Regions from separate parts of the Homo sapiens genome. Here region 1 is linked to region 2. The links are chromatin loops, found by intact Hi-C in ENCODE. Cell type or tissue: transverse colon. All regions are shown on one strand. Links, peaks and the distances in the headings refer to the core of each region. The heading gives the core; the rest is flanking DNA. Region 1 overlaps LHPP (phospholysine phosphohistidine inorganic pyrophosphate phosphatase). Region 2 overlaps FAM53B (family with sequence similarity 53 member B).

What was found. Peaks named below come from ENCODE experiments on the same cell type or tissue, not always from the same donor. Only the 100,000 strongest peaks of a DNase experiment are listed, where the experiment ranks them.
Region 1: a loop joins it to region 2, with 11 times the contacts of the local background. A loop is called at or near these places in 1 of 110 quality-filtered maps.

What each region holds. Positions count from the first base shown.
Region 1 is chr10:124,574,594-124,585,692 of GRCh38, forward strand. The region is part of intron 6 of LHPP (phospholysine phosphohistidine inorganic pyrophosphate phosphatase); the gene reads left to right. Among named protein-coding and RNA genes, the nearest start is that of LHPP, 120 kb to the left of the region's middle. In transverse colon, for the core only: no CTCF peak of the experiment used is centred there; no DNase peak of the experiment used is centred there.
Region 2 is chr10:124,637,312-124,648,410 of GRCh38, forward strand. All of the region lies in intron 4 of FAM53B (family with sequence similarity 53 member B), which reads right to left. Among named protein-coding and RNA genes, the nearest start is that of FAM53B-AS1, 61 kb to the right of the region's middle. RefSeq lists enhancers at 902-1,402, 2,561-3,300, 3,932-3,981, 4,779-5,516, 7,779-7,828 and 3 more. In transverse colon, for the core only: no CTCF peak of the experiment used is centred there; a DNase peak (open chromatin) is centred at 4,168; H3K27ac peaks cover 1,862 bases.

The DNA of each region.
Region 1 (11,099 bases), core at 3,374-8,373, 61 kb before region 2:
TGAGTTTGGTGGCGCCGAGGGAGGGGAGTGGTCGCATCCCACCGGGTGCCTGGAATGGTGCTGGAGGAGGCAGCATCTGATTTGGGCCCCGTAGGGCCAGAGGGGGGATTTGTAGGGACAGAGCAGGAGGGAGTGGAGCTGAGGCTGGGGGAGGGCATGGTCGGAGGTCCAGAGGTGGGAGAGGGGCCGCCATCCTGAAGCACACCCCTCCTCGTCTTCCTGAGGCCTCCATCCCTTCCTGATCTTCCAGGTCATGGGCTCCAGGCTTGGGCCCACTGCTGTCCTTCTCCACTCTCTCCCCAGGGAACCCACCTGGGTTGTGGCCTTAAACCCAGCCAGATGATGCTTCTCCAGCCTCTGCCTCCTGCCGGGCCCTCCCCTGAGCTCAGAAGCTGCCATCAGTAGCCATGCAACCTCCCCCTTGCCATCATGAAGTATCTCAAACTTGGCAGCCTCGAAACAGAGCCCTTGGGGAGTTTAAGCAGAAACAGAATATTTTTGCATAGTCTTAAAGTAATTCCCCCCACCCCCAAATATTGAGCAATTACAAAGGGCAAAATAGGAAGTTTACGGTGGAGAATCCTGGTGGACACAGCCTTGGCCAGGTGATCAAGGTTCATGTCACCAGTCATGAAGCGGCGTGCACCCCTGGTGTGCTGAGAAGGGCAGCTTACCTCCTGCAGGTGCCCTTGCCCCAACGCACCACTCAGCCTAACCATGGGGAGCATCCGACAAAACCAAGCTGTCCGCATCTCCAAGGACAGGCACACTGGGGCTTAGGGCTTCAGTGGGGGCGGAGGTACAGTTCACTCCCTAATACGCCATTTACTTGGAGAAGCCCTCTCCAGCTGCCTGAGGCAGAAGCACCCGGTTCTCTCTCTGCAGGACCCCTGCTTTGTTCTTCCTAGGATGCGTCAGCCCCTGATTTTCCATGACAGTCCCCTGTGCCCATGTCCTGCAGCCTCTCCTGGGGGCAGGAGCTACAGGGTTTCTTGACTCCTACCTCAGCACTTTGGTCCAAGCTCTGAGCAGAGACCTCTGTAGGCGTCTGCAGGACTGGCTGGCCCTTGTGTCTGTCTTTCCCCTCGTCCTGGCCCCCTTTGTCCACTCCTGCACCAGCTTCCCTGGACCCACTGCCACTGCGTCACGTGGTCGGATCTGTGTCCCCTGCACTCTCACCACCTCCAACTTGCATCCCGGTCCCCCACACCCTGACCCCCAAAGGCATTGTGCATGTGGATGAGTGAGTGAAGGAAAGGCTGGCGTGTTGGGTGTGCGAGGTCGCAGGGGCATGAGGTGCCTGGACGGCAGAGAGCCAGGGCTGGGTGAGGACCTGGGTGCCAGGTCGGGGGTCTGGGCAGCCTGGTGGCCCCCTGAAAACGTTCACATCCCTTGGGGCCTGCTGTGATACATACTAATCAGTGCTTCATGAGAAAGGTATGAGCCGAAAGAAATGGGGGTTCCCACTGGATTGGTCGTTTCTGCATTGTCCGGAGCTCTCAGACCTGGTTTCTTAACCACTGTGTTCACTGAACACCCCGGGCTTGATCAGCTGCTGAGGGTGACTTCACATGAGATTATAATTGTACTGCCTAATAGAGTGCTCACACATGTTAAAACTACCTGGCAGGCAGGAGTGAGAATACAGCTTTCCCAGAAACGTGTTCAAAGAAAAACCCATTACCAACCCGGCAGAACATAAAGTACTAGTGTGGGGTATGAGGCAGCATGTGGGGGCGCTGGGGTGGCAGCAGGGCCAGACCCCACTTCAGGGGTTGCCCCCAGGACCCCCCTTGCGGTACCCGTATATCCCACCCCCAGACTCCTTTCCATGAGCTGCTCCCAGACCCCCTCATATCCATCCTGCCTCCAGAACCCCTATATCTTGCTCCCACTCCCTACCATATGCTGTTCCCAGACCCCCCTCCATGGCCTGCCCCCAGATCCCCCTTTGCTGCCACCCCTATATCTTACCCCAGACTCCCCCATATCTCGCCCCCAGACCCTCCTCCATGGTCTGCCCCCAGGCCTGCTGGTAATATGGGATACAGAGGTCTCCTCACTGCACACACAAAACTCCTTCCCTGAGCGAGGGATAGGCAGAGCTGAGGGCGGGGGTACTGGGGGGCTGAGGGGGGTTCTTTAGGGCAGGAGTTACCTGCCCTGTAGACGGGGAGACCACATTAGTGTTTGTGCAAAGCCCTGCCCTCGTGCACCTGTCCTTCCGTAGCCCACGATACCTCATCCAGCCCGGGCCCGTGGGTGGGCTGCTGAGCACCCGACCACAGCCAGGCCTCCATGTGCCACTGTCAAGGGGACTTGGCCCGCCATGATCCTGAGTGCACAGGTACATTGCTCCGCCCTCTCAACAGCCACGACCCAGAAATAAAGTAGGCACTGTAATTTGCATTTTGAGGATAAGGAAACCGAATAATAGAGTCTACTGAGCGCATACTCAGTCTTTCCAGACCCTAGAAAGTAGGTACCATTGTCATCCTCATTTCAGAGCTAGGAGAGCAGAGGCCAGACAGGTTCCATAGCCTGCTCAGGTGGGTCCGTGCTGGACCAGGAGAAGGGCCAGGTAGGCTGATGGGTCCTGAGCTTGTGCTCCCGACCGCCAGGCTGTGTGTCTGATGGCCGAGGCCAGGGTGGCTCAGCCAAGCCCAGCCAACCCAAGACTAGACCATCCCCAGCGTCCACCCCAGCCTCCTGGGCACAGGGGTCACCTCCCACCCCTGGCCCACCCATACAGCCTTTTCCCATCTAACCTTTTCTTTAAAGGAAGGCATCCCTTGGAATGAGTCCACCCTGAGATTTTATGGATCCAAAGAAAAAACTTAATTAGCTGCATAAACTGTCAGTTGAGACTCTCCAGAGGACACACCTCCGGCTTTCAGGTTCCCCAGGGAATCTGAGGCTCTGAGGCAGGTGGACAGCCAGGTCCCTCTTTACCCAGCACCAGGTAACCTTAGAGGCCTGGCCCTGCCTTCCTCATTTTGAAATGTCACCCTGTGGTCATCTCTCCTTCCCTGATGTGAAGCAGTGACCAGTTCTGCCCCATCCTACACATGTGTGCACACATACATGCACACATGTGTAAATACACATGCATGCACATGCATATGTGTGCACACATATGCACATACCTTCACCTTCCTATCCCTCCCCAGGGGAAGGCCTTCCTTGGGGCTGCCCCTCCTCCACTCTGGCAGCATTGGGACTTGAATCTTGTGGCCCCGTCACAACTGTACTCAGCTACTCCAGCTCCTTGTGTGACCTCTCAGCCCCCAGGCTCTGAGCTACCTGAGGTGAGGTGGGGCCACACTGGTCCCCACCTCGGTGCAGCACACACAGCCCCATCCTGGGAGTGCCACCCAGGTTTCCTCTAACTGTGCTTTCCAAGGGCTGGAAGGACCTCTTCCTCTATGCCAGGTGTGCTAGAGTGGCCCCAGCCGAGAACCTGACTGGGACCAAGCCCCAGGACAGTGGTCAGGCACACACCTGAGTCGCTCTTCCTCCCATAGACACATTTGGAGTTCCCACTGCCTTCCTAGGCCCCACCACATGCTGTCACCTCCAGGAAGCCTTCACAGGTTGCTCCCTGCTGATAGCCTTGACCTGCTTCCCAGGGCATTTGCAAGGGAGTAGAACGAAGACCAAGTCCGTGCAGGGGCTGCTGGCTCTGTGCTCAGCACACGCCCCGTGACCACCTCAGGGGCGGCTCTGCGAGTCCCCACTTGACAGGTGAGCCACAGGGCCACAGGCATGGCTTGGGGTCCTCTGCGGAGCCCGATGTGTCACTGGCCCTCACGTGTCCTTCTCCGATCTGCTCACTCATTCATCCATTCATTTATTCAGCAGGGGTTCTTGAGTGTCTCTGAGGTGGAGCGTCTGCTGTGAAGGACTGGCGGGACGCAAACGGTTACCACTGGTGTGACGGGCTCTGATCAGGAGGCACAGGGTGTTGGGGAGCTCAGAGGGTGACATCTCACCCTGCCTTGGCCAGTGTGGGAGGGAGAGGGTTCAGGGAGGATGTAACTGTGTGTGTGGCAGGTGCTGTGGTGGCACAGAGCTGAGGGGACATAGGCACAGTTGCTGGATGCAGGGCTTACACCGCGCCACGCGTCAGAAGCTAGCAGGGGCTGAGCAGCATCTCTGCCCTCCCCGCTTGCACCCCCACCATCCAGTGCAGCCCAGCACCTAGGGGGCATGGGGCCAGTGCCTGGCACATTTTGTCCTGACTGTGGAAAAAAGCTCTTCACAGCCCTGAGTGCTGCTTTAGCTTTGGCTCCACCCATCTTAGGCTGCTCAGAGGCCTCAGGCCTCCCTGGAGGGCCAGAAGGGATTCCCAGGGGCAGGATAGCACGGACGGGGGGGTCCGCTGTGTAAGCCTGGGAAATTCTGGCTGCTTGAAGCTGGCACACTCCCCTGAGGCTGTTCCAGGCACAGTCACTGGGTCTCCCCGTCGAAGTGGCTCTAAGGCAGGTCTTCCCGGTTACCAGCAAGCAGATACATGTTGTAACGGGCTGAGAGTGGGTGTGTATCTCATATTCCCCAGAGGAGCTTACGGACAGCCCCTCTTTAAGGAACATCTCCCGGGCCGAGCGTTCTGAGCGCCCTCTGAGCAGGCAGCCCACCACCGGGGCGCTGGCCAGTCTGAGTCAGTCCTGCCTGGGAGGCAGTCAACTCTGGGGAAGGCAGAAGAATCACAGCACTGAGTGCCGTCCAGTTTCCCCTCAACTATATTCGCGGACACGGCGCCAACAGGGGAAAACTTACATAGCACCTATTCATTCTGAGGCCTGGCCGGCCTCTGGAAATCAGCATTTCAGTGTTGGCCAGGAAGGAGGCCAGAACTGTGCTGTAGCATTTCAATGTATGGCTGTCCCACAATTTATATTCCAGTCCCCTGATGATGGACATGTAGGCGGTTTCCAGTTTTTTTCATGATCACAGATCACACTTCTGTGAACAGCTCTGGATGTGTCTCCTTGTGCAAATATGGTGCTAGGTGTTCTTCAGAGCATTTTTCTCCAAACTTGCCGGGTAATATGGTCACCTTGGGGAGTTTGTTAAATATACATATTTCCAGGTCTGCTCTGGTGGGTCTGATATTTGGAGCCAGGAATCTTTTCTTTCTTTTAACAGATACTTAAGTGATTCCTGTGGTCCAGGAAGTTTTGCAAGCTCTGATGCAGAAGAGCTCGCTGGAGCAAACATGTATGTTCTGTTTTACTAATTAGATATACGCTGTTGATGACTCCAAAGTGGACGTGCCATTTCTGTCCCCTCCAGCAGTAGGAAAGAATCCCATTATCCCACATCCTGGCCAGTTCTTGGTATTGTGAGATTTTTTTAAACTTCTTCTCTTAAGACTATGATGGTATTTTGTTGTAATATAATCCACATTTTCTATATTATTACTGTGCTTGAGCACTTCTTCAAATGTTTGATGACCTTGACCATTGAAACTTCCTTTTTGTGAATTACCTATTCATATCCTTTGTAGCTTCACTGTGGAATGCTTGTTACTGATTTGTAGCCATTCTTTATACATTTCACTCCCACTCGTTTGTCAGTTATATGTGGTGCACACATCTGCTCCCAGTCTGTGGTTTGTCTTTCCACTTTGTTTATGGCCTCTTATTGGGACACAGTTTTAAATTAAAATATAATCAGATGTATTAATCATGATGTTGTAGTTTGTGCATTTTCTATCTTGTCTAAGAAATTCATCCCTCTCCTTGTTATACTTAGAAAGAAGGATATTCTACATTCTCCTTCAGGAGTTCTAAAGATTTGCTTTGCACATTCAGGTTCCAAATCTACTTGAATTTGACTTGTGTATATGGTGTGAGGTAGGGATTTGATTTTATTTTCTATGTGGATAACAGTTGTTCCATTATCACTTTTGAGTAGTCCACCTTTTCTCTCACTGACTTATAATGCCACCTCTGTCATGTCAGCTTTTCATATTTATCAGTTCCTGTTAAATGTATCTTTAAAGCTTTATTGAGACATAATTCACATGATACAATTTACCCATCTAAAGTGAATAATTAATGTTTTTATTATATTCATACACCATCGCTATCAGTCAATTTTAGAACATTTTCTTTTTTTTTTTCTTTTTTTTTTTTTTGAGATGGAGTCTTGCTGTTGTCACCCAGGCTAGAGTGCAATGGCACAATCTTGGCTCACTGCAACCTCTGCCTCCTGGGTTTAAGCACTTCTCCTGCCTCAGCCTCCTGAGTAGCTGGGATTACAGGCACCCGCCACCACACCCAGCTAATTTTTGTATTTTTAGTAGAGACGGGGTTTCGCCATGTTGGCCAGGCTGGTTTTGAACTCCTGATCTTGGGTCTTGGGATCCACCCGCCTTGGCCTCCCAAAGTGCTGGGATTACAGACGTAAGCCACCATGCCCGGCTATTTTCATTACCCCCAAATAAACCTTGTACCCTTTAGTTACCTCCTCATCTCTGTAACCCTAAGCAAATACTCATCTGCTTTCTGCCTTTGTGGGTTTCCCTGTTCTAAATATTTTTTATGAATGGAGTCATATAGTATGTGGCCTTTTCTGTCTTCTTTTACTCTGCGTGTTTTCAAGGTTCATCCATGTTGTAGCATGTATCAGGACTTCATTTCTTTTTATGGCTGAATAATGCTCCACTGTATGGATAGAACACAGTTATTTATTCATTCCTGTGTTAGTGTATATTTGGGTTGTTTCTGCCTTTGGCTATTGTGAGTAATGCTGCTATAAGGATTCATGGGCAAGTTTTTGTGTGGACATAGGTCTTCATTTCTCTTGAATATATGCCTAAGGAGTGGAATTGCTGGGTCACGTGGTATCTATTTTTAATCACTTGAGGAATTGCCAGACTATTCAAAAGCAGCTGCACCATTTTATGCCATTTTACATTCCCACCAGTAGTGTATGAGGGCTGATTTATCTATGTCCTTACCAACGCTTCTTATCTGACTGTTTAATTCTAGCCATTCTAGTGGCTGGTGAAGTACTATCTCATTCAGATTTTGGTTTGCAATTCCCTACAATGATGACTAGTGATGTCAGGCATCTTTTCTTGTACTTATTGGCCACCTGTATGTCTTCCTTGGAGAAATGTCTATTCAAATTTTTTGCACAATTTTAATACATACATATATGTATATACACACACACACACACACACATTTTTTCTTTTTAAACAGATTCTGCTTTGTCGGCCAGGCTGGAGTGCAGTGGCACAATCTTGGCTTACTGCAAGCTCCGCCTCCTGGGTTCATGCCATTCTCCTGCCTCAGCCTCCCAAGTAGCTGGGACTACAGGTGCCCACCACCACACCCAGCTAATTTTTTGTATTTTTTAGTAGAGATGGGGTTTCACCATGTTAGCCAGGATGGTCTCGATCTCCTGACCTCGTGATCCACCCACCTTGGCCTCCCAAAGTGCTGGGATTACAGGTGTGAGCCACCGCACCTGGCCTATTTATATATATATTTTTTAAAGTCAGGATCTCTGTCACCTAGGCTGGAGTGCAGTGGCACAATCACAGCTCACTGCAACCTTGAACTCCTGGGCTCAAACCATCCTTCTGCCTCAGTCTCTCAAGTAGCTAGGACTACAGGTATGCACCACCATTCTTGGTGAATTTTTATTTTTATTTTTATAGAGATGGGATCTTGCTATGTTGCTCAAGCTGGTCTCAAACTCTTAGCCTCAAGCAATCCTCCTGGCTAGGCCCCTCAAAGTGTTGGGATTATAGGTGTGAGCCACCACATCTAGCCTCCTTTGCACATTTTAAAAGTGGATTAGTTGCCTTTTTATCATTGAGTTGTAAGAGTTGTTTATATATTCTGGATATAAGGCCTTTATCAAATATATGATTTACAGGTACAGTTGACCCTTGAATAACATGGGAGTTAAGGGTGCTTGCTGCCTATGCAGTAGAAAATCTGTATATACCTTTGACTTCCCCAAAATTTAACTACAGATACCCTGCTGTTGACTGGAAGACTTACTGAAAACATAAACAATTGGTTAACACATATTTTGTGTATGTATTACACCCTATATTCTTACAATAAAGGAAGCCAGAGAAAAGAAAATTTAAGAAAAGCATAAGGGGCTGGGTGTGGTGGCTCACACCTGTAATCCCAGCACTTTAGGAGGCCGAGGCAGGTGGATTGCTTGAGCTCAGGAGTTCAAGACCAGCCTGGGCAACATGGTGAAACCTTGTCTCTATTCAAAAAAAAAAAAGAAGAAGAAAATATATTTACTGTTCATGAAGCAGAAGTGAATCATCATGAAGGTCTTTATCTTCATTGTCTTCACATTGAGTAGGATGTGAGTAGGCTGAGGAGGTGGAAGAAGAGGAGGGTTGGTCTTGCTGTCTCAAGGTGGCAGAGGTAGAAGAAAAACTGCATATAAGTGGGCCCATGCAGTTCAAACCCAGTTGTTAAGGGTCAACTGTATTTTCTCATATTTTGTGGGTTGTCTTTTCATTTTCTTGATGTTGTTTTTTAAAGCATAAAAGTTTTTAAAGTTTTGATGAAGTCCATTTGATCTTTTATTTTCTCTTGTTGCTTATAGTTTTGGTGGCATATCTAAGAATCCTTTGATAAATCTGAAGCCATGTAGATTTACCCCTGTGTTTTCTCCTAAGAATTATATATTCTTAGCTGTAACAGATAGGTTTTTGATACATTGTTAATTCACTTTTGCATATGGTGTGAGGTAAGGGTACAACTTCTGTTCTTTTGCATGGTGCTATCCAGTTGTCCCAGCAGCATTTGTTGAAGGCTATTCTTTCCCCTTTGAATGGTCATGGCACACTTGTCAAAAATCAGTTGACCATTGTAGTAGGCTGTTCTTGCACTGCTATAAAGAAATACCTGAGCCTGGGTAATTTATAAGAAAAGAAACTTAAATGGCTTACAGTTCTGTAGGTTGCACAGAAAGTAAAGCAGCATCTGCTTCTGGGAAGCCTCAGGAAGCTTCCAATCACAGTGGAAGGCAAAGCAGGAGTAGGCATCTCACATGGCGAGAATGGGAGCAAGAGTGGTAGGGGTGCCGTATACTTCTAAATGACCAGATCTCATGAGAACTTACTCACTATCGCAAATATGGCACCAAGCCCTGAGAGATCTGCCCCATGACCCAAACACCTCCCACCATGCCCCACCTCTAGCATGGAGGATTACAATTCAACGTGAGATTTGGGTGGGGACAAATATTCAAACTAAAGCAACCATACACACAAAGTTTTATTTCCAGATTTACAGTTCTATTGCATTGATCACTGACATGATTACTGTTCCTTTGTAGTAAGTTTTGAAATTAGGAAGTATGAATCTTCCTACTTTGTACTTCTTTTTCTAGATCATTTTGGCTATTCTGGGTCCTTTATAATTCCATATGAATTTTAGATTCAGCTTGTCAATTTCAACAAATAAGTCAGCTGGGATTCTGAAGGGGGTTGTGTCACATCCGTAGCCCAATTTGGGGAGTGTCTTAGTCCATTTGTGCTGCTATAACAAAATACCTGAAAGTGGGTAATCTATAAATAAGAGAAATTTAGCTTGGGCAACATAGGGAGACCCCATCTCTGAAAAAAAAAAAAATTAGGCATGGTGGCGTGCACCTGTAGTCTCAGCTACTCAGGAGGCTGAGGTGGGAGAATCACTTGAGCCCAGGAGGTCAAGGCAGCAGTGAACCATGATCCACTATTGCATTCCAGCCTGGGCAACAGAGCGAGACTCTGTCTCAAAAAAAAAAAAAAAAAGAAAAAGAACAGCAATTTATTTCCTCACGGTTCTGGAGCTGGGAATTCCAATATCAAGGCACTGGTAGGTTGGTGTCTGGTGAGTGCTACTCTGTGCTTTCAAGATGGTGCCTCTTGGTTTGTCCTCACGTGGCGAAGGAGGGAAAGGAGAAACAGGGACGAACAGTGTTCATAGCAGCTCTTTTATTTATAAATTGCTAATCCTGTTCATGAGAGCAGAGCCCTCATGACTGAATCACCTCCTAAAGGCCCCACCTCGAAATACTATCACGTTGCTGGTTTAGTTTCAATACATGAATTCTGGGGGGACATTCAGACCGTAGCAGGGAGCGTTGCCATCTTAACAATATTAAGTATTTTGCTCCATGAACATGGGATGCTTTTCTGTTTATTTAGATCTTCTTTAATTTCTTTTAACAAGTATCATTAATCCAAAAATCTGAAATCTGGTATGCTCCAAAACCTGAAACTTTCTGAGCACTAACATGACAGCAACAGTGGAAAATTCCACCCCTGTCCTCACGCGATGGGTCGCAGTCAAAACCCAATCAAAACCTTGTTTCATGCACAAAATTATTTAAAATTTTGTATAATTACCCTCAGGCTATGTGTCTAAGCATATATGAAACACAAATTTTATGTTTAGATTTGGGTCCCATCCCCAAGATATCTCATGTATATGCAAATATTCCAGAATCAAAAAATATATATAGAGAGAAATTTGAAACACTTTTGGTCCCATGCATTTTGGATAAGGGATTCTTTACTTGTATTTTGTAGTGTTCACAATATAAACTATAATATAATACAAACAATATAAGCTAAAATATAAAATTTGCACTTCCGTTGTCAAATTTACTACTGAGTATTTTATTCTTTTTGAGCTACCATAAATGGGACTGCATTCCTGTTAGATTTTTTCTTTCTTTCTTTTTTAAGAAATGGAGACTTAGGCCAGGAGCGGTGGCTCGTGCCTATAATCCCAGCAGTTTGGGAGGCCGAGGCGGGCAGATTGCCTGAGTTCAGGAGTTTGAGACCAGCCTGGGCAACACAGTGAAACCCCGACTCTACTAAAATACAAAAAATTAGCCAGGCATGGTGGCTGGCGCCTGTAGTCCCAGCTACTCAGGAGGCTGAGGCAGGAGAATTGCTTGAACCCAGGAGATGGAGGTTGCAGTGAGCTGAGATCGCGCCATCACACTCCAGTCTGGGCGACAGAACGAGACTCTATCTCTAAAAAAAAAAAAGAAAAAGAAAAAAAAGAAAAGATAAGGAGCCTTGCTGTGTTGCTCAGGCTGACCTCAAACTCCTG
Region 2 (11,099 bases), core at 2,151-7,150:
TGGGTGCCTGGCTTTGGCTCCAGCCGCCTTGTGCTGGGCATGCCCTGGGGAAGTCTTGCTTGCTCTGGGCCCATCTGCACAATGAGGGTCTTCGGCTTGAGCCCCGGGTGTCCCTGCCCTACCCTGCAAAGCCACTGCACCGAGACTAGCTTCGATGCAACTTGCGACCGGGCACCAAATCCAACTCAGACCTGTACTGCTGACCACCCTAATGGCCACCATAGGCCAGATCCCATCTTGAGCTCCAGACCCAATGGGCATGTCCCTGCTGATGTCCCACGCTCCTCTCAGCTCAATGTGTCTCAAACCTGATCCAGCACCTTCCTCCCCAAGCTCTCAGAATAAAAAGCAAACACCTCACTCCAGGGCTAAAGGCCCGGTATCTCCAGGCCAATCTCACTCATACCCTCCCTGCCTACTCAGGCTCCCCTGGACACATGGAGCCCCTCCCATGGAGTGCCCTCCATAGGCCAGGATCGCCCGCTTCCTAAACCTCTCTCTCCCGAAAGACTCTTCCTGCCATTGCATAGCCCAGCTGAAATGAAACAGCCACCCCAGCCCTATCAAAGCCTCCATGGAGCCTCTCTGTGCAGGCAGAGGGAATTTCGCTCTCCATTCTGGAGCCCCCCGCACCCAGGAGCTGGTGGGCCCTCCCTGTCTGAGTGCCTCTGTGGGCTGCAACCCTGATGCCTGGAAAAACAGGGTCAGGTGGCTGAATGAAGGACTGAAATGATGATCCATTTGGGGTGGGATCCTGCCTGTCAACACTAGGACCGGGCCTGGCGCCATGGCTCACACCTGTAATCCCAGGACTTTGGGAAGCTGAGGCAGGCGGATCACGAGGTCAGGAGATTGAGACCATCCTGGCTAACACAGTGAAACCCCGTCTCTACAAAAAACACAAAAAAATTAGCAGGGTGTGGTGGCGGGCGCCTGTAGTCCCAGCTACTCGGGAGGCTGAGGCAGGAAAATGGCATGAACCTGGGAGGCGGAGCTTGCAGTGAGCCAAGATTGCACCACTGCACTCCAGCACTCCAGCCTGGGTGACAGAGACTCCACCTCAAAAACAAAACAAAACAAAACAAAACACTGGGACCGGTGCTTCCTTGGGCATGTTACGCAATCTGAGTTTCTCTTTTCCCATCTGTAAAATGGGGAAATAAAACTGCCCTAGAGGGGCTGCATGGAGTTGAAATGAGATCACAAGCAGCTCGGGGCTCAGAGGGGTTTGAACAGCACCTGATGGTGCCAGCTGCACCACGACAGAGGGAGTGACCCACGTTGCCCACGAGCAGCCCCAGGCAGACACAGCACAAGGAGGACCACTGACCACCTCACCCCACCCACAAACAGTCCATGAAAGCAGAGACCCCAGGCATGCTGGGGCGGGGGAGGCCATGCTGGCCCTCGCTGGCTACTGGAGCCCTTCAGGGGCGAGGACAAGGTGGCAGACCAGCAAGGCTTGGCCAGCACATCCCAGCACGTCCAGCAGGGCAGCTGGCCATGGACATGCCCGCTGGTGGTGGGTGTGGAAGGACATTCCTGGGCACATTCTGCTCCTCTGGGCTCAGCTGGCCCCACCTGCAGCGCCAGAAGTGAGTGGTGGGGACAAAGTATATGTAGGGCCCTGGTGTTCCCTGAGCCCCACAGGACCTGCTGGAGACTGCATTTGCTAAGGCTTTTCTCACCTGGAGGCAAACCAAATACTGGCTTAGCTATTGGGTGGAGATGTGGGGAGACTCACCCCAGACTTACCCACCAGGGACCCTTCCTGGGGTGGCTCAGCCTCTTGCCCATATAAGTCCCGTCTCTCTAACCCAATGTGACACCTGACAGGGAGCCCCTAGTTCAGGGCTTCTGGACCACAGGGATTCAGAGGTGGGCCATGGGGGGTTGGGTTCTGTATTTTCTACCAGGACCGGGCCAGACCCACCCCAGCAGGAGGTCAGGATTCTGTGCCAGGTTCAGGCACTCAGGAAATGTTTCCTTAAAGAGTACTGGAGGTGCCAGGAGATCCCCAAGAGGGCTGAGGACAGGGCCCATCCTCAGCAGTGGGCATGCAGCCCGGGGCATGCTGTTTGCCACCAAACAGACACAGAAATAGAAAATCTGCTCTGTCTAGCTGAGTGGCCTTGGGCGGGTCATGGTGGGCATCACGAGGCAGACCTCTCGAGGCAGCTGTGCAGGCTGGATCAGAAGGGGTCCTGGGAAGACCCAGCTCAAGGCCCAGGGTGCTTGGCAGGTGGGGCTCCCACTCAGAGGCCCAACTCAGGCTCCAGAAGGGTTGGCCGGGGTGGGTCTCTGTTCTTTTGACTTTCCCAGGGACACACCTCAACATAACTATGAATTTTCTGATAGGCTTTTCCCCCCCTTTCTATATTTTCCCCTTTTGTTCATTACTGTTTAAATGCTTGGCAGAATATACAAACACAGCGCCCGCATCCCAGAGTGCCTAGCTGCGTCTGAGTGAAAGTGCTGGAGACAGATGCCTGGGGCGGGCATGGGGGGACCTCTCACCTCCATCAGCTCATCATCCAGGCACAAGGGACAGGCTCTGCCAGCCTCCTTTTACACCTGGAGAGACAGAGGTTGGTTTGGGCAAACTCCCACCGAGAGGCAGTGGCAGGGCCAGGTTCAAATCCAGATCTGTCTGTTCAAAGCCTGCACCCACCCTTAACCACCACGCTGCACCTCACTGCTACCATAAAATACCAGAATTCAGGATGGCAGAAAATCACTTTCTACCCCTAGGAACCCCCAGCAAGCCTTGCCTGCTGCTTGGTAAAAATTCCCAACTACAAGGCTGAAAGCCCTTGGGCAGAGCCACCACACCAACTGGAGCAGCAAAGAAGGCAATTCAGGGAGCCCTGACGGCTGCACCTTGCTACAGGTGCATTCTCAGGTGCACCCCGTGGGCTTGTCTGCGAGTGTGAGGAGCAGCACAGCCTCAGGCCCTCCACACCTCTCCGGCCAGCACCCTCAGCCTGCACAGCTCTGCGCGGCAGGTTGGGGAGGGATCGTGTTCCTGAGCAGCCAAGCCTTGGCCCAGAAAAGGGCAGGCAGTGGCTGGGATAACAAGGGGAGTAGGGGGCACACCAAGATGGCCCCTGAAGAATGTGCAGGGCTTGGAGCCACCCTAAATCATTCTTAAATCCATGTGTTTCTTCCTGTGCAGAAAACCAACCCAAAGGTGGAGATGCCATGAATCCCACCAGTCCGTCATCCCCTAGAATCTTGTCTTGTCCTGGGAACAAAGGCAGGGCATTTCTGGAGGTTCGTTCTGGTGTCCTAGCAGCTGCAGAGCCTCGAATGATGGCAGAGCTAATGTTTACTAAGAATTTACCCTGAGCTCCATGGGATCGCCCCACTAAACCCTCACCTCAACCTTGGGAGGGGGCGCTACTGTCATCAGAGGTTTGGTGAGGCCACACAGGGAGTGAGTGGGGAGGATCTAGGTGCCAGCAGTCTGAATCCGGGATCAGGCGCTGACCACCATGCAATACAGCCCCGAGCGCAGGAAGAGAGGAGGAGGAAAAAGACAGCCCCCGCTGCGGCAGAGCAGAGTGAGGCAACAGCCCGGCAAAGGCCGCAGAGGGCACGCCCCGCTGACCCCACACTAGGAAGAGCCCTCAGCCAGATGGGAGGAAGGGACAAAGGCTGTGGGTATTTTACTTTCCTCTGGAGCATACCCCGCCTAGGTGACAAATGATGTGTGTGGGAGAGGCTGAAAGCACCCAGAAGACAAAACCAGTAAGACAAAACAGGAAGAAACCAGCACAGTGCCCAGAGCAGACACCCTCAGGGGCTGTCCAGAGTCCCGGGCAGCCTCCAACGGACCCCGACTGGCTCTCATCCAGTTCCTTCCCTTAAAGGTAAATGCTCACACGTCACACACATACCTCTTCCTCGATATGTTGGATTCACTTCAACATGTTGCAGTTTCTACAGTGACCAATAATGCTGGGGCCAGTTTAACTCTGAGCCCCCAGTAACCCTTCCAGTGCAGATGGGAAGTGTGAGCTGTGGTGGAATAGTGAGAACACTACCCCAAGACCAGCTTCAGGACAGGGCCCCAGCCTCTGGCTGAGACCATCACTGGCTCAGCCCAAGTTAGGAGATGAGCCAACTCTGTCCTGGCACCAACATCTGGTGCTTCAGAGAAAGCACAGAACCCACTGGGGAGGTGCCTCTCCTTCTATCAGCAAGTGGCTACCACAAAAAGGAACTGCCAGACAACCATGTGTCATCACTGAGGCCCATGTTCACTAGAAAACAGGAGCCGAGAGTCACGGGGAACTCAGAGATAAGATTCTAAAATCCTCGAGGGAGCAACCACCATGGCCTTAGGGGAAAAGCACCACCCACCCCCAACACACTGGATCCACTGTGCCTGCAAGAGGCCCCTTCCTTGGGAGCCAGAGAGGAGAGGAGCCCCTTCTTGACCCTCGGTCCCAGGTGTCAACAGGTGGGTCTTATTAAGACGGCAAGCACTGATAAGACTTACAGGTCCCATGAACTAGATCCTAACTATGTGCTGGGCACTGCGAAAGGAACTTGGCACACCGCGACTCGCTGGTTCCTCCAGAACCCCCAGGAGGCCTGTGCCAGTGATACTATTTTATAGTTGAGGAAACAGAGGCCTAGAGAGGCTGAGGAACCTGCTAAGGTCACCCAGCTGGAGAGCCGGAAGCCTAAAGCAGGTACACAACTGAACAAATGGCGTGCGTGCATACACGTGTGCATACATGCCCACCCTGAGAACGTGAGTGTTCCTCGAGGAAGAATAAGCCATCGGAGCCCTAACTGACAGTCACCACAAGTGCAGTCAGTGGCTGTGCCGGGCAGGCTCAGACCACAGGGCGGCCACTTCTGTCTCTCACCCTCAAGAACAGTAGCCCTCCCTGCTGAGAGGCTTTACGGGCAAGCTGCCATGCCAGCAGGTCCTAGAGATCTTAACAAAGGCACGGGCTCCAGGGAAGGAGAGGACAGCCAGAGCGCCATGCGTGTGAACACGTCCACAGTGACGGGTCTCACTCTCACACCAACGCCTCTCCGGTGGTTGTGACAAAAGCAAGCCAGTTTCAAGGGTGGGGCAGTGAAGGCAGTGACTCTACCAAAACAGAAGGGCAGCCCGGCATAGCCCAGATGTCACCTTCTCAAGCCTGATGACTCCCATCTGCAGAAGCTGCCCGGTGGCCCAACAGGCAGATGGGTGCTCAGGCTGGCTTGCAGGTGTCCCGCTCTGCCACAGCAGCCAGAATGGTTGCCATCCTTCGGCAGCAATGTCCCTGAGTGAACACGGAACCTGAAATCCCCGTGAGTCAGGATCCCCGAGACACAGGGGCACGTGCAACTGCCGATCACAGAAGCTTTCAGACAGTGACTCCAGGCAGAAAGGGTGGCCTTCTCTTCTTATGCAGTGGAATTGGTTCTCATTGTAAAATTAAATAGGAGCCAAGAATTGTCCCCATAACTGTTCCTGCAGGGTGGAGGTCGGTCTAGGAGAAACCTCTTGAAGCTGCAGCACACGGCTCTCTGGCAGTCCGGCAAGACTGCCTTTCTCCTTTCCGCATTACATGCACTCCTCTCCTTCCTTCTTTCATCTCTACCACTGTCTCCTCTAAGTAAGACCCCACAGTGTTTTCATGAAAGCAAGAAAAACGGACATTCCTGACGGTATCGTGGGACCTGTCGAGGCAGAATCGCTCACATATGCCTTTTTTCTCACTGTTAGCTTGAGATGATCTTAAAGAAAGAAAAGAAAGAGCACGAAAAGGACACACAAAACACAAACAAAAATGTCTCTTCCTAGATGGCCGACAGGAAATAAAGCTGTCTGTCTCTGGAGAGAAACGTCAATTGTTGGAACGCTCAGGTTAAGGGAGAATCACAGAATCAAGGATCACACTCACCCAGCTGAAAGCAAGAAAGCAACTTCCAATTGATTGAGGGGAAAAAAATTAATTGCAGCTTTAGAAAAATCTCTTCTGTGAGGCTGGGCTGTGGGGCCATTGAAGCCCAGGCGGCTCGGCAGGGCCCTCAGCAGTTCTCCCTATTCACGACGCGCAGGTGGCTGATAAATTTCCCAGGGTTTCTCGGCGCGGTGATTGCGCCTGGCTCTTTCAGCGTGGCTGCAGGAATCTATACAGGTCCACTTAAATCAGTCTGAAGCTGTGAAAGCCTCCATCACTCGTCGCCCGGGCCCGGCCGCCCAAACAGAGCCCCGGGAGGGCCAGCGGGGGGGTGCAGGGCTGGGAGGACAGTGCCAATTAAAAATCTGAGCCTGTGGGCCTTTCTCTCTCTTGTTTTCATTCCTACAGCTACATTGTGTCCACTGGCAGCGGATTCCAAAGGCGAAGAGGCTGCATTCACGGCCCGGAGCTTTAGAGCCGCCATCCCGAACCAGGCTAATTAAAAACGTGATTTCCCCCACAGGGCTGCCCCCAGGAGCAGTGAGGATGGAAGGCTCAGAAGATGAGGCACAGCGGTGCACGCTGGGCGGCTCCTGGAGCGGCCAGCAGGCTAGGAAGACAGGGCCCTTTCTGACCACCGCCCCATCCTCAGAGAGACACAGGGCATCCAGAGGTTGGAGATGCCCATCTGTACATGGCATCTGCCCCCAGAAAAGGCTGGTCCCTTGGGTCTCTGGAACATTCTAGTGTTTCCTGCTCATGCCAGGGGCCTCCACACCTGCTCGGGAAGAAAGGGCAAAACTGGCCTTGCTCCAACGAAGATGTGACTCAGGGTAAATTCACCACCCGGTGCCTGCTCCCAGGGCACCTGGTGGGCCACAAGCCACCAGGCCTTGAGCTGCTTATAGTTGGGGGAAGAGGGTACCCAGGCCTGGCCACTTTGCAGCTATTTGTCTACCGCCTGGTCACTTGGCCCCACCGAGCCTGCCTCAATTGGAAAATGCTGGTAAGGAGAGCTAGCTCACCGAGTTAGCTGGGCTAGCACAGTCATGGCACACAGCCCTTACCCAGTGACAGCTAAGACCGCAACTCATAGCACTACCAGTGGCTACAGCCCCTTCACGTCCTCTGCCAGCAAACCTAGGAGCTTTGGCTCTGCAAAGGCCAATTAGAACCCCCAGAGACAGGGCTGGGGCTGCTCACTGCCCGCCCTCCTTCCTTCCTTCCCTTTAGAATTCCAGGACAGCTCCTAGCCTAGAAATGAAGATGTGGGTGGCAACTCTGTTCTTTCAGTGAAATGCACATCACTTCTGGCTGACCTGCCTGGCACTCAGCAACCCTTCTCCAAATTACCAGGGTTTCCTCCTGGCAGGAACAGCTCAGAAATGTACCACTCAAAGGGTTTTGCCACTGAGGGAGGCCTGAGAGGTGACCTTCCTGGGGTGCTCAGAGAAGCTTGGGATGTCAGTTTCCCACATGGCTGTGGGTAGGGAACCCGAGAGTGCAGATGGGTCCTGGGGGTGGCAGCAGGGATGGGCATGGGGGAGGGAGGCAGAAGAGGGCCATTTGGGCTGGCTTTTCCAGCCAGAGCCTGCTCTGACAGGTAGGCTGGGAGATGGAAGGGGACGGCGCATCAGTCCCTCTGCTGCAGGACTCGGTGCTGCAAGAACATCTGTCCCTAAGTAGGTGATGGTGGCCCCTCCACATCCAGAGTTCTGAGGGGCCTGCCTCTTGCTCTCCCCCTGAATGCCAGGGGGAGGAGCCACATGACTGTCACCTGCAGGGCTGAAGCCAGGCCACAAGGCAAGGGCGCCAAGCAGAGGTCACCTTGGGGACCGCAGCAAAGTCATGACCAGGTTTAGCCTCAAGCAAGGGCCCAGGGTACCTGTGGCCACAAGGAGCTGGCTGGAGCCCTCGGCATAGGATGGGGTAGCCGGGGCAACTCGGGCCCTCCCTGGAGGCCTCAGGTGCAGAGTGGGCCCTGCCATCACCGCCATTCTGTGGTAAGACCGCCTATCTGCTCTCTCAGCCTCTTCCTCAACACAGTAACTGGGAAAATCCCTTCTTCTCTTTAATTTTTTAAAATTGAAAATGGAGAACAGTAATCATTGAGAGCAATAATAACAATAACACTAATTCAGAGTGCCCCCTCAGGCCCTGCTGAGAGATGCAAAATCTCAGCCCCTGAGACAGGCTCTAGGGGCCCAAGATGGGCCCACGCCGGCAGCATTCCCCACCCCACCCCCATTCCACCCACAGCCTTCCCAGCCTCTGCTGAAGGCAGACAGGTGAGGGTAAATTGAGTAGGGATTTTGCCAGGCAGTTGCTAAGATCACTCCAAGAATCCTGAAATCCTGATTAATGGGCAAGATGGCTCTGTGCTTTGGCAGTGGGTCTCAGGCGCCTTTTCTTATGGAAAGCAGCGACGCACACTGTTGGCGGCTGTCTGGCATAACGCCTGCTTGCCTGGCCTCATTCGAGGGGCTCAGGAGACCCCAGCATCACCCGGGAGCTGGCAGAAGTGCGCCAGGAAACCATCATGTGACCATCCTTCCCAGCTCCTAGGGACTTGGACTCAGGGATAGCCAGGATGGAAAACCTGGGGCCAATAAGGGTAAACAGCCTGTCCCGGGGGCAGCAGGCCTCTGTGTCTACAGGTAACAGGATGCCCTGCCGCCCAGCTCCACCCCACACTGCATGGCATTTGAGCTGAGTGGGCACCGAGAAGGTGCGTCTCCTTTGCCACTGCCCAATTCAGAAGGATCAGCTTTCCTGTCTGAGGCCAAACAGGTAACAGGGCCTCAGGGACTGCAGACACCAGGGAGGTCAAGGCCTTTTACTCCAGTCAGTGGTTCTCGACCACAGCAATGTTGCCCCCAGCTGAGGACCACTTGTCATGACTGCGGGAGGGGGAACAATGAGCATCTAGCGGATGGAGTCAGGGATCCTCCCATGAAGGACAGCTCTCCACAGACCCACAAGCCCCATGTCACTCCACATCACAGCGTCTCTCCCTCTGATTGCCTGTGTGAGTGCAGCTCGCTTTCTTTAGGCATTTGCTATGTGCCTTCAAGAATGTTTCCATCGTGGCTTCAATACAGATGGGCTGTATCTGCTCTGGCCCCGCAATGGGCTCAAACATCTTCCCCAGGCCTCTAATGCCTGACAGGAGAGAGGAGGAGAAACGTGCCATTCTACAGCCAAGCGTGTAAGGAATCCCAGAACAAACGGAACCGTTTTGTTACCATCTACCACAGGCCAAGGCCCTCCCATTGCTGTGCCGGCGCCTTCTGTTTCCTCCCTGGTCTTTTTGCTCCCAGCCCGGAGCCTCTGGAATACATGAGACGAGGTTCCCGATAGGTGCAGGGCTTTACGGCTCCCTCAGTATCCCTGCCCTCCAGCTCAGATGGCCACCCTGTGACGCTCTTTTGCCCAGTCTCCTCCTGCTGCTGGGAGACCTGGCCTCCAGCCAACCCCCTTATGTGAACTCTGACTTCCCTTCTTATCTAACTCATGAGCCTGCAATACTGGGGTGATTCATCCCATTACTTTAAGGGGAGGCTGGAAGCAGCCATGATGGATGCCAGGGAGTCTGGGAAAACTACTGGCATCTCTTGCCCACTGCAGAAGCACCCAAGGCAAGCAAACAGGCAAATGTGGGTGTATGGGTGTCGACCTCTCCAGGTTCTAAGTGAGGCCCCATCCCTGGAATCTCACACAGCCAGCCTCCTGGCCGGGCCATTCCTGGGTAGCAAGCCCTCCCTTGGCAGACCCTGCAGCAGGCGATGGGAACTGGGAGCAGAAGGAGAACAGCCTCCACCTCAGAGAAGCCCAAACTCAATGAAGAGGCAGGACTGGTGAGCGGCACACACTGGGAAGGGATGCACAGCGAGGCATCGGGGCCGCATGTGCTGATGGTCAGGCTGTGCTGGGCACTCTGCCAAGCACGTGGGGAAAATATCATCTCATTTAATGTGTATCACTGCCCTGAAGCTCTCAAGTTTATTACTAGACCCATTTCATAAATGGGGACTCTGAGTCTAAGTGACTTGGATGAATGGCGCAGAAAGCCACGGCAAATCTCCCTGTCTCTGAGGAGCGGCCCCAAGGCTCCAGGCCTCGGGTGTTTCTCTTGCTCATAAACCCCACTCCCCAAGCTGCGACAATCAGATTTTTCAGGGTCTCAAGCAGAGTGTTGATCTGTACATTTTGAAGTTCCAAAGGAACTGGAAGCTCCCTGTAGACAGGCAGGCAAGAGAAGAAAAGGAAAGCTGTCGCCAAGACCCCACCACATGCGGGAGCTTTCCATTAGCAGGACTGTCCTCAGAACAAGTGTGAGCAGAGATGCATGTCACCAATGCACTCGTGTGGCAGCTGAGGCTCAGGGAGGCAGGTATGTGTCCAGTGTCACAGCTAGGAAGCAGCAGAGGGCAGGGAAGGCCTGTACCCTTTCCATGTCACCCCATGGGGTGGGGTGGCTATGTCTCCCTCGGGGTCACCCCCTCCCCCAGGGCACCTCACTGAAGTGTTGAGGGCAGACCCAAGATGGCTGCTTGAGATGAGCCGAGGAAAATGTCTTCGGCTTCACCAGACACAGGAGGAGCTTCATAGCTCAAGGGATGACCCTGGCCTGTGGTCACTGTTTCCTACAAAGCCCAGAACAGCCCCGTGTGCATGAAGCAGGTCAGTAGCCACATGGAGCTATCAGCCAGCAGAGGGCTCAGGGTGGAGCCAGGGATGGGAAAGGAAGTGGGTGTGGGCACGGGGAGAGTCAACAGGAAATGCACTGGGGACGCCATGGGGCTGGCTGAGGCCTCACCACCCCCAGACTTCTGCATTCTTGGTTCTTCCTAGGATGCTGAAAATCTGCTTGGCCCTGCAGGGCACAATGGCACACCCTGCCTCCTCCAGAAAACCCTCTCTCTGAGAACACTGCAGCAGCCAAGCTTCTGGGAGGAAACCAAGACACATCGAGGATCCAAGGCTCTGGGAGCGTCTGTTGGAAAACCCCACGCTCAAGACCACAGGCCTGGGCACGGCAGAGGGCCAAGCCTTGGGCAGGAAACCTCCAGGATGGAGAGGGACAGATGGGCAGTGGGTGCCTCCAGCCCAGTGTGCCTGGTGCCCACGAGCCTGCAGTCTCCATGGAGGGGAAGGTCTGGGAAGCTGGGGTAGGATGGGCTGCGG